2 separate regions of the Homo sapiens genome follow, and region 1 is linked to region 2. A link is an interaction called in ENCODE POLR2A ChIA-PET data of the cell type or tissue named here. Cell type or tissue: OCI-LY7. All regions are shown on one strand. Each heading gives the region's core, and the rest is flanking DNA. Links, peaks and the distances in the headings are about the cores only.

Region 1 (4,387 bases), core at 319-4,318, 160 kb after region 2:
TGGACTGACCAGGGAGACCAGCTTTGGGGAGGGCGTGGCGCACGAGCAGGGCTCACCAGGAGCAGCTGCACCAAGGAGAGATGGGCAGCTGAGGCCTTTATCCTGGCACCTCAGAGCATTCATTTGGTCCTGCCCCAAGGACAGCCTTTAGCCTCTGAAGGTCCAGGGTCAGACCCCCAGCTCCAAATTATCTGAAGAGAACTCCTGTCTACCACAGGAGCAACTGCCAGCATCTATGTCTGACATTGATGAGGGGGTCATCCACCCTCATATCCAAGTCCTTGTTCTTCCTGAGGGCGACTCGAGACTATGGGCTCAGGGTCTCACATTATAGCCACTTGACCTGCATGTGCACAAGAGAAGTTTTTGATGGGAGGGAGGGATGGAGGCAAGGGGGCAAATAGGAGGGAGAGCACCACCTAGAAGGTGAGCACCTGCGGAGTGAGGGCAGGCAGAAAGGAGGTTGCATCCCCTTGATGGCATCTGTTTCCATGGTTACAGCCCCAGAAAAGGAGCAGAGTTCTCACTAGGCCCTTGCTACCTGCTCTAGGCCAAAGGGGAGACCCAAGACAAAAGGTTGACACATGCCCCTGACCATCACAAAAACCTTCTATTTGCTACAGCAGCAGAGGGGAGCAGTGCCCACTCAGAGCCCCAGGGGAGGGTCTAAAGCCACCGTTCATGACTAGCTTTTCAAGCAGAAATGCCAGGCACGGTCAAGTTATCTGAGCAGGGGCTACAGATGTTTGGTCAAACCCTTTAGGGCTTCGGAGCACAAGTGTGGAGGCTGAGAGAAGATTAGGAAAGGAGTTGGGACTAGGGCAGGTACAACCTCTGGAATGGAATTGAAGGATCCTTCCCAGCACAAGCCAGCCAGGGCAGCTGGGGCCAAGTGTTCTACAGGACAGTCAGCAGTCCAGTAGCCAGGGAGACCACAGCAGCTTCTGGGGAAGTCTAAGAGGTGGTGATGCAAACGTTGAGCTTACCTGGTGCAGTAGCTGATGCAGTCCCCAGTGGAGGGGCTGTATGACAAGGGCTTACAAGAATGTCTATGGCAGAGGCTGGGCGCGGTGGCTCATGCCTGTAATCCCAGCACTTTGGGAGGCTGAGGCGGGCAGATCACCAGGTCAGGAGATTGCGTCCATCCTGGCTAACACAGTGAAACCCTGTCTCTACTAAAAATACAAAAAAATTAGCCGGGCGCGGTGGCGGGCGCCTGTAGTCCCAGCTACTCTACTCAGGAGGCTGAGGCAGGAAAATAGCATGAACCTGGGAGGCGGAGCTTGCAGTGAGCCGAGATCGCGCCACTGCACTCCAGCCTGGGTGACAGAACAAGACTCCGTCTCAAAAAAAAAAAAAAAAAAAAAAAAAGGAATGTCTGTGGCAGAAACATAATCAACAGCAAAAGGAGCTAGCAAAAATTGAAGTCCTACCTGGATTGGAAGGACCAATCTGGGTTCAAATCCTAGCTCTGCAACTTATCAACTGATTGACCTTGGGCAAGTCACTTAAGCTCTCTGTGACTGTTTTGTCAACTTTAAGAGGTGACTATAATAGCACCTGCCTAATGAGATGGTTGAGAGGTGACATGAAATAAAAAAAATTACAGAGCTTGGTATATTGCCTGGCACAACTGAGCATGAAATTTGGTATTATCATTGACAAGCAACAACATCTATGATATATTATTAAGTGAACAAATAAAATATACATGTATGGCATAACTCCATTTATGCAAACAGGCACCTCTATATTTTCCTCTGTCTGTGTGTATTTATAAAGAGGATAATCAGGAAGGATCAAACTTCACAGTGGTTAATTCTGGGGAGTGGAATTGGGGAAGTGAGTGAAAGGGGATTTCTTTGTTCCACTAACAAGCATCTAGACTGGTGTTTTGGGGGAATGAGGGTGAGGATGGTAAAAGATGTGGGGGTGAAAGGCACCCTTTCTGTCTCAAGGGACTGTGACCTGCTCACAGAAACTTGCCAAGGCCTCAGTATGTACTTATTGGTCTGAGAACCTCATGTGTCCTCAGGTAACACTCATGGAGCTTTCTCACTGTGGATGATGCAGTTTACCAGGCACCGACTACCTGGCTGCTTGCTTCCTCTGCATAGGGGCCCTCCATTCCATGGCAGGGTCGTGTGTGCCAGCCAGGACATATCCCTGCCCCCAGGCTCCATACCAATCTAGAACCCAACTGGGAGAACCTGAAGAGCAGGAGACTGTCTTTGGTACTCAGCTTTGGGTGAGGCTCACTGCAACGACGGGAGTTTCCCGATGTTGATTGCTGGGTACTGCAGTGGCCATTCTCTCCTTCTTCCTCTTGGTAATTGAGTACCCACAGTAGGCTAAATAACAACCCCCCAGAATATCACGTCCAAATCCCTGGAACCTGTCATGTTATCTCATTTGGAGAAAAGATTTTTGCAGATGTGGTTAAAAATCTCAAGATGGGGAGATTATCCTGGATATTTAGATGGGCCCTAAAAATGCATTCACACATGTCCTTATAAGACTAAAGTGGAGGGTCATTACACAGACAGAAGAGGAGAAGGCAGTGTGACCACAGAGGCAAGGACTGGAGTGATGTGGCCACAAACTAAAGAATGCCAGCAGCACCCAGAATTTGAAAGAGACAAGGAAGGGATTCTCCCCTGGAGCTTCTGTTAAGGACTACAACCCTCATAACACTTTGGGTTTTGGCTGACACAGATTTTGGACTTCTGGCCTCCAGACCTCCAGAACTGTCAGAGGATAAATTTTTTTGTTCTTTTAAGTCACCAAGTTTTTAGTAATTCATTATAGCAGCCATGGGAAACTAATACAACCCTTATCCTTGGATTTTAGCTGGACACATGACCATATAGGTAGAGACTACATTTCCCAGCTTCCCTTATAACTGAGAGTAGCCCTGTGACTAGGCATGGCCAATGACTAGAAGTGATGTAACTTCGGCTTCCCGAGTTTCAAAATCATGTCTTTGTGAGTTGAGACTGCTGTGATAACACACCGCACCATAAACTGGGTGGCTTGTAAACAACACACATTTTTAATTTAATTTTTTTTCAACTTTTATTCTAGATTCGAGGGGTACCTGTGCGGGTTTGTTACATGGGTATATCACGTGATGCTGAGATGTGGGGTAGATTCTGTCACCCAAGTAGTGAGCATAGAACCCAATAGGTAGTTTTTTAGCCCACGCCCCTCCCTCCTCCAGGAATTTGCACTGTCCATTATTCCCATCTTTATTTCAATATGTACCCAGTGTTTAGCTCCCTCTTATAAATGAGAACATGTGATATTTGGTTTTCTGTTCCTGTGTTAATTTGCTTAGGATAATGGCCTCCAGCTGCATCCATGTTGCTGCACAGGACATGATTTTGTTCTTTTTTTATGGCTGGGTAGTATTCCATGGTGTATATGTACCACATGTTTTTGATCCAGTCCACCATAGATGGGTACCTAGATTGGTTTCATGTCTTTGCTATTGTGAATAGTAGCCTGTAGATGTGGTTAAGAATCTCAAGATGGGGAGATTATCCTGGATATTTAGATGGGCCCTAAAAATGCAATCACACATGTCCTTATAAGATAAAAGTGGAGGGGCATTACACAGACAGAAGAGAAGGCAGTGTGACCACAGAGTTTCTGCTTGCGGTGTCAAGCCAGCCAGTGACTATATAGGGCTTTTGCAACAGAGATACGGTGTGAATAGTAGCTACAATGAACATACAAGTACGTGTGCCCTTTTGGTAGAACAATTTATTTTCCTTGGAGTATATTTCCTCAGTAATAGGATTCCTAAGTTGAATGGTAGCCTTAACAACAGAATTTGTGTGTGTGTGTGGTTCTAGAAGCTGGGAAGTCCAAGATCAAGGCACCAGCAGATTCTGTGTCTCATTTGTCCTCACATGGTGGAAGGGGCAAAGGGTTTCTCTCTGGCCTCTTTTATAAGGGTATTAATCCCATGCACGACGGTTCTACCCTGTGACCTAATCACCTCTCAAAGGCCACGCTTCCTAATACTATCACCTTAGGGATTAAGATTTCAACATAAGAATGGGCATTGGGTGGAAGACATTCAGTCCATAGCATTAAGTTTCTTGCCCTCCATATTCTCTTTCCTACAGGTTGGAACTCCAATATGGTGCTGGTAGCCAGCTGTGACCAAGAAGAGGACAACCGGAGCAACAATCTTAGACACAAGGATGGAAGCTGTAAGGCAGGGGAGGAGTTCCAGGGTCCCTGGAGAACTTCATGGAGCTGAGGACGTCCTTCCTGTTTTGTAGTGTTGCATGAGAGAGGAATAACATTCTATATTATTTGGCTGGGCGCGGTGGCTCATGCCTGTAATCCCAGCACTTTGGGAGGCCGAGGTGGGCGG
Region 2 (4,387 bases), core at 136-4,135:
AGTGACAGGCTGCTACCTTAGGCAGGGCGGTCGGGAAAGGCCTGGGAGGCAGCCTGGGAGAAGGGAGAGGGTGCCAGGCAGAAGGAACAGTGTGTGCAAAGGCCAAGAGGCAAGAACGTGCTAAGTGTGCTTGAGGAACAGCAAGAAGATTGGTGGGGCTGGAACAAAGAGTAGGGGAGAGGGGAGCGGTGGGATTGGACGAGCAGCTGAGGCCACAGAGGCCAGGAGAAGAACTTTGGATTTTACTCCAAAAAAGCCCATGGAGTGCTTGGAACACAGAGGGAGCATAACCTGATGCTGGGCCAGCACCGCCAGACACGCAGAGCTTGTTAAACACACAGGCTCTTGGTCCCCTCCCAGACCTGCTGATTAGACTCTGCATCCTCACAAATCCCCAGGTGCTCCTATTTGGAAGCACACAGCTAACTCATTTTTTTTTCTTTTTTTCCTTGAGGTGGAGTCTCGCTCTGTGGCCCAGGATGGAGAGCAGTGGCATGATCTCGGCTTACTGCAACCTCTGCCTCCTGGGTTCAAGCTATTCTCCTGCCTCAGCCTCCCGAGTAGCTGGGATTACAGGCGCTCTCCACCATGCCTGGCTAATTTTTGTATCTTTAGTAGAGACAGGGTTTCACCATGTTGGCCAGGCTGGTCTCGAACTCCTCACCTCAAGCGATCCACCTGCCTCAGCCTCCCAAAGTGCTGGGATTACAGGAGTGATCCAGCGCGCCTGGCCGGCTAACTCATTTTCTAAAGGATCACTCTGGGTGCTGTCTTGAGAACAGACATCCAAACGACGATGGGAGCAGGGAGGCCAGTGCAGAGGCTGTGGTGATCATCCTGGTGAGAGGTGACTGGCAGTGGGGATGGTGAGATGCCAGTGGATCCTGCATCTATTCAGAAGGCAGAATAAACCAGGATTGCTGATGGGGTGTGTGTGGGTGGGAAAGGGGAAAGGCAAGAATGGCTCCAAGGGCGTTATGAGTTAGGTAAGTGGTAGTGCATCTGCTGTGATGGGCGCAGCGGCAAATGAGCTAATGGGCCACAGGGCTCCTGACCCACAGCCTCCCCAGCCAGTCTTCCTGAGGCTACCGGCCATCAGACAAGTTCTTTCTATCCTCTGGCCTGTTTTGACCCATGGGGATAGGCCTCAGTGAGTGTGAGTGAGCCCTTTTCTCTTCCAAAGATCCTCTCTTAACCATCTTGTCTTCCCTGTAGCCAAGCTGAGGGGCCTGGCAGGCCACAGTAGCAGACTACTAGGGTTTGGGGACCAGAGAGTATTCCTGGTTCCTGATTCCCCTCTGGGCCAGCCTTGAGAAAGCCAGGGATCATGTCTAAGCCTTCTGCATAGTGGCATCTCCACGATAACCCACAGTGAGGCCCGGGTCCCCAGGACAGCGGGGAAATGTGTCCAGCAGGGCAGAGCAGAGTCCCACAGGCACACTCAGACCCCAGCTCCCAGGTTCCAGCTGCCTTGCACAATTTGCCTAACCTTTCAGGGCCTTAGTTTCCCTTTTTGGATCTGTGAAAGGGAGACCAGAGAAGGCCCTGCCCAGAGCCCACACTTTCTGTAAAGGCAAAGAGCTTTCCACCGGTGGTCTCCCCGGCCCCATCTCCCTGAGCACAGGCTCGCAGCCTTCACTTGGGGCCCCAAGCAGCCCCTGCCCATGCCACACAGTCTGTTTACAGACCACTTAGAACAAATGACTGAAGACTCTGCTGCCTTTCAGCTGGGCAGAGGGGACAGTGGAAGTGCAGTGGAGGGCGCCTATAATCCCAGCGACTCAGGAGGCTGAGGCAGGAGGAATGCTTGAGTTCAGCAGGTCAAGATCAGACTGGGCAATGCGGTGAGACCCCCTCTCTTTAAAAAAAAAAAAAAAACAAAAAAAAAAAACAGACTCTGTTGTCCACCCCTGCTGGTACCACCGGCTTCCATCCTCCTCCCAGGCAGTGGACGCCTCCTCAGAGCCCACCTTCCCCAGGGCCCAGCACCCCACTGGTTCAGCCAGCCCAGGCAGCCTCTCTGCCTAGAATCTCCTTCCATGCCTGCAGCACACGGTCCAATCAGAGCTTCTTGGGCAACTCAGAAAACAGAGATAGAAAACTTCTAACCCCAATGACCTCATAGCCTGCAAGCTAGGCAGCCCCAAATGGGGAAGCCAGGTACTCGGGGCAGTACTGAGGCCCTGGACACCCCCCTCCATCCCAAAGGGTCCTGGGGCCCTCTTGTGGTGACTCTGAGGACCCCAGACCTCAATGAACCTGAGCCCTGGAGCTACCCAACCCCACCAGACCTGCCTCAAAGCCCAGAAGTTGGAGCCCAGCACGTCAGACCCAGAAAACCCAGACCTCAAGAGGGCAGGGGGCTGGCCGTGTTATCCAGGTCCCAAGGTCAGACTCAGCTGCTCTGCCACAGCAAAGCTTGCTTTCAAGTAATAATGCAGAAGAGAGACAGAGACAGACACTGCAAGGGAGAGGATGGGAGTAAGAGCCAGAGACACAGAGTCAGAGATGGAGGGCAGGAGCGGGAGAGAGACTGGGAGACAGGGAGAGAGGAAGGAGAGAGAGGATGGGGCGGTTGTGGGGAGACAGCATGTATGCCAGTGAGCATGGGGGCCCTAGAATTTCTGCATTGGCAAGGCTTAGAGGCAGAGTCTGGTTGGAAGGGGACCCAGGGTTTGTCTCAAAGCTGTATTAATGCAAGTGCTGGCTGGGTGCTGTGGTTCATGCCTGTAGTCCTAGCACTTTGGGAGGCTGAGGTGGGAGGATGGCTGAGGTCAGGAGTTAGAGGCTATAGTGAGCTATGATCGTGCCATTAGGTGACAGAATGAGACCCTGTCTCAAAAACAAAAACAAAAACAAAAAAAAAGCAGAAGAAACACAGGAAGTGCCTAACTCTGTCTTAGGTGGAATGTTTGAGGAAGACAGTGGCCACCTGTAGCTGCATCACTTCTTCCCCTCCACTATGGCTGAGTGTGTGTGTGTTTGGGGCAGCGGGAGGAGAGGTGGTATCAGGGACAGAAAGGACAGAATCAAAGCTCAGAATGGTTTCAGTTCCCACCCTGCCCCTGTTACAAAGCCCCAACAGAATATGTGGCTTCTGGCTCCATGGCTCACTTATAGACCTTGATTTTTTCGTAAATTTCTGGCTGTTTTTTCTAAGCCCGAAAGCCGCCACCTGAGGGTGATAAAGGGAGGGGCCTGGGTCTGGGACCTGCTCTTCTGTCTGTGCCACTTCTGTACTCAGTGGCCCATGCCCTCTGCTCCTCAGTGTCCCCACGTCTGCAGAGCCTCCCTCCCCTGCCACCTCCTCCAGAACTGCCATGAGAATCAAAGAAAGCAAATGGGCCAGGCACGGTGGCTCAAGCCTGTAATCCTAGCACTTTGGGAGGCTGAGTTGGGCGGATCACGAGGTCAAGAGTTCAAGACCAGCCTGGCCAACATGGTAAAACCCCGTCTCTACTAAAAATACAAAAATTAGCTGGGCATGGTGGTACATGCCTGTAATCTCAGCTACTCAGGAGGCTGAGGCAGGAGAATTGCTTGAACCAGGACCCGGGAGGCGGAGGTTGCAGTGAACCAAGATCACACCACTGCACTCCAGCCTGGGTTACAGAGCGAGACTTCGTCTCAAAAAAAAAAAAAGCAAATGTGTGTGAGGCGCTCAGACGCCATGAAGCTACCCACAAACGTCAGGCCCCTCAGCTCCACGGGAGCCTCTCCAGGCCCAGGGAGTGCATTCCACTCAGAGCATGGGCTGGACTGACAGGAGCAGCCTCTTTCAAACGCACTTGGCCACCTGGCACTACTTGCAGGCCATCAGCTGGGAAGTAAGTGACCATAAATCTTTTTCTAGAGGAGGCCTGACTCCCTACATTGACCCACGAAAACACGGCCACACACTTCCACCCATCATCACGTCCCGAGAAGACAAATGAAAAAGAAGTCTGTGAGGCCCTAAGGAAGGAGGGGACAGACCCCGCACAAGCGATGTGTTTGTCCCTGACTCCTCCTGGGCACGCAGGCCAGCGCCCCAGGGAAGCCGGTGTCAGGGACATTTCCCCAGCTCACCCCACCCTCCCCCTTCCGCCTCCAGCCTCTCTCCAGGAGGGTGCTGTGCTCTGCAGCCATTTCTTGTCACTGCTGAACAATAGGCCTTGCTAGCAGCTGGCAGCTTAGCTGCCCTGCCTGAGAGGGGAGGGAGGGAGGGAGGCCGCCTGGCGGGCTGTGGGGCTGGGGCAGCCAGCCTGCTGTGGTGGGGTTTCCCAGTTCCAGTTCCAAGGACAATGCGGGCATGTGTGTCTCCAGGATCATGTACACGGCCGCACTATCCAGAAGCCTCGAAGGCTGGCACCATAGAACAGCGCTCGCCTCCCACCCGAGAGCTTTT

Evidence for each region. ChIA-PET counts read pairs that join two places held together with the same protein. Peaks named below come from ENCODE experiments on the same cell type or tissue, not always from the same donor. Only the 100,000 strongest peaks of a DNase experiment are listed, where the experiment ranks them.
Region 1: POLR2A ChIA-PET joins it to region 2 with 6 read pairs; 4 of 35 experiments call an interaction of 5 or more read pairs at or near these places.

Annotation. Positions count from the first base shown.
Region 1 is chr2:64,784,974-64,789,360 of GRCh38, forward strand. It overlaps LOC105374776 (a long non-coding RNA gene), which reads left to right. Exons shown (of 3, transcript XR_002959393.2): 2 at 4,134-4,379. Among named protein-coding and RNA genes, the nearest start is that of LINC01800, 76 kb to the right of the region's middle. RefSeq lists an enhancer at 1-235. In OCI-LY7, for the core only: no CTCF peak of the experiment used is centred there; no DNase peak of the experiment used is centred there.
Region 2 is chr2:64,623,356-64,627,742 of GRCh38, forward strand. No RefSeq gene overlaps it. Among named protein-coding and RNA genes, the nearest start is that of SERTAD2-AS1, 11 kb to the right of the region's middle. RefSeq lists enhancers at 2,092-2,151, 2,855-2,994. In OCI-LY7, for the core only: a CTCF peak has its summit at 2,241 (motif pointing left); DNase peaks (open chromatin) are centred at 2,216 and 3,046; H3K27ac peaks cover 931 bases.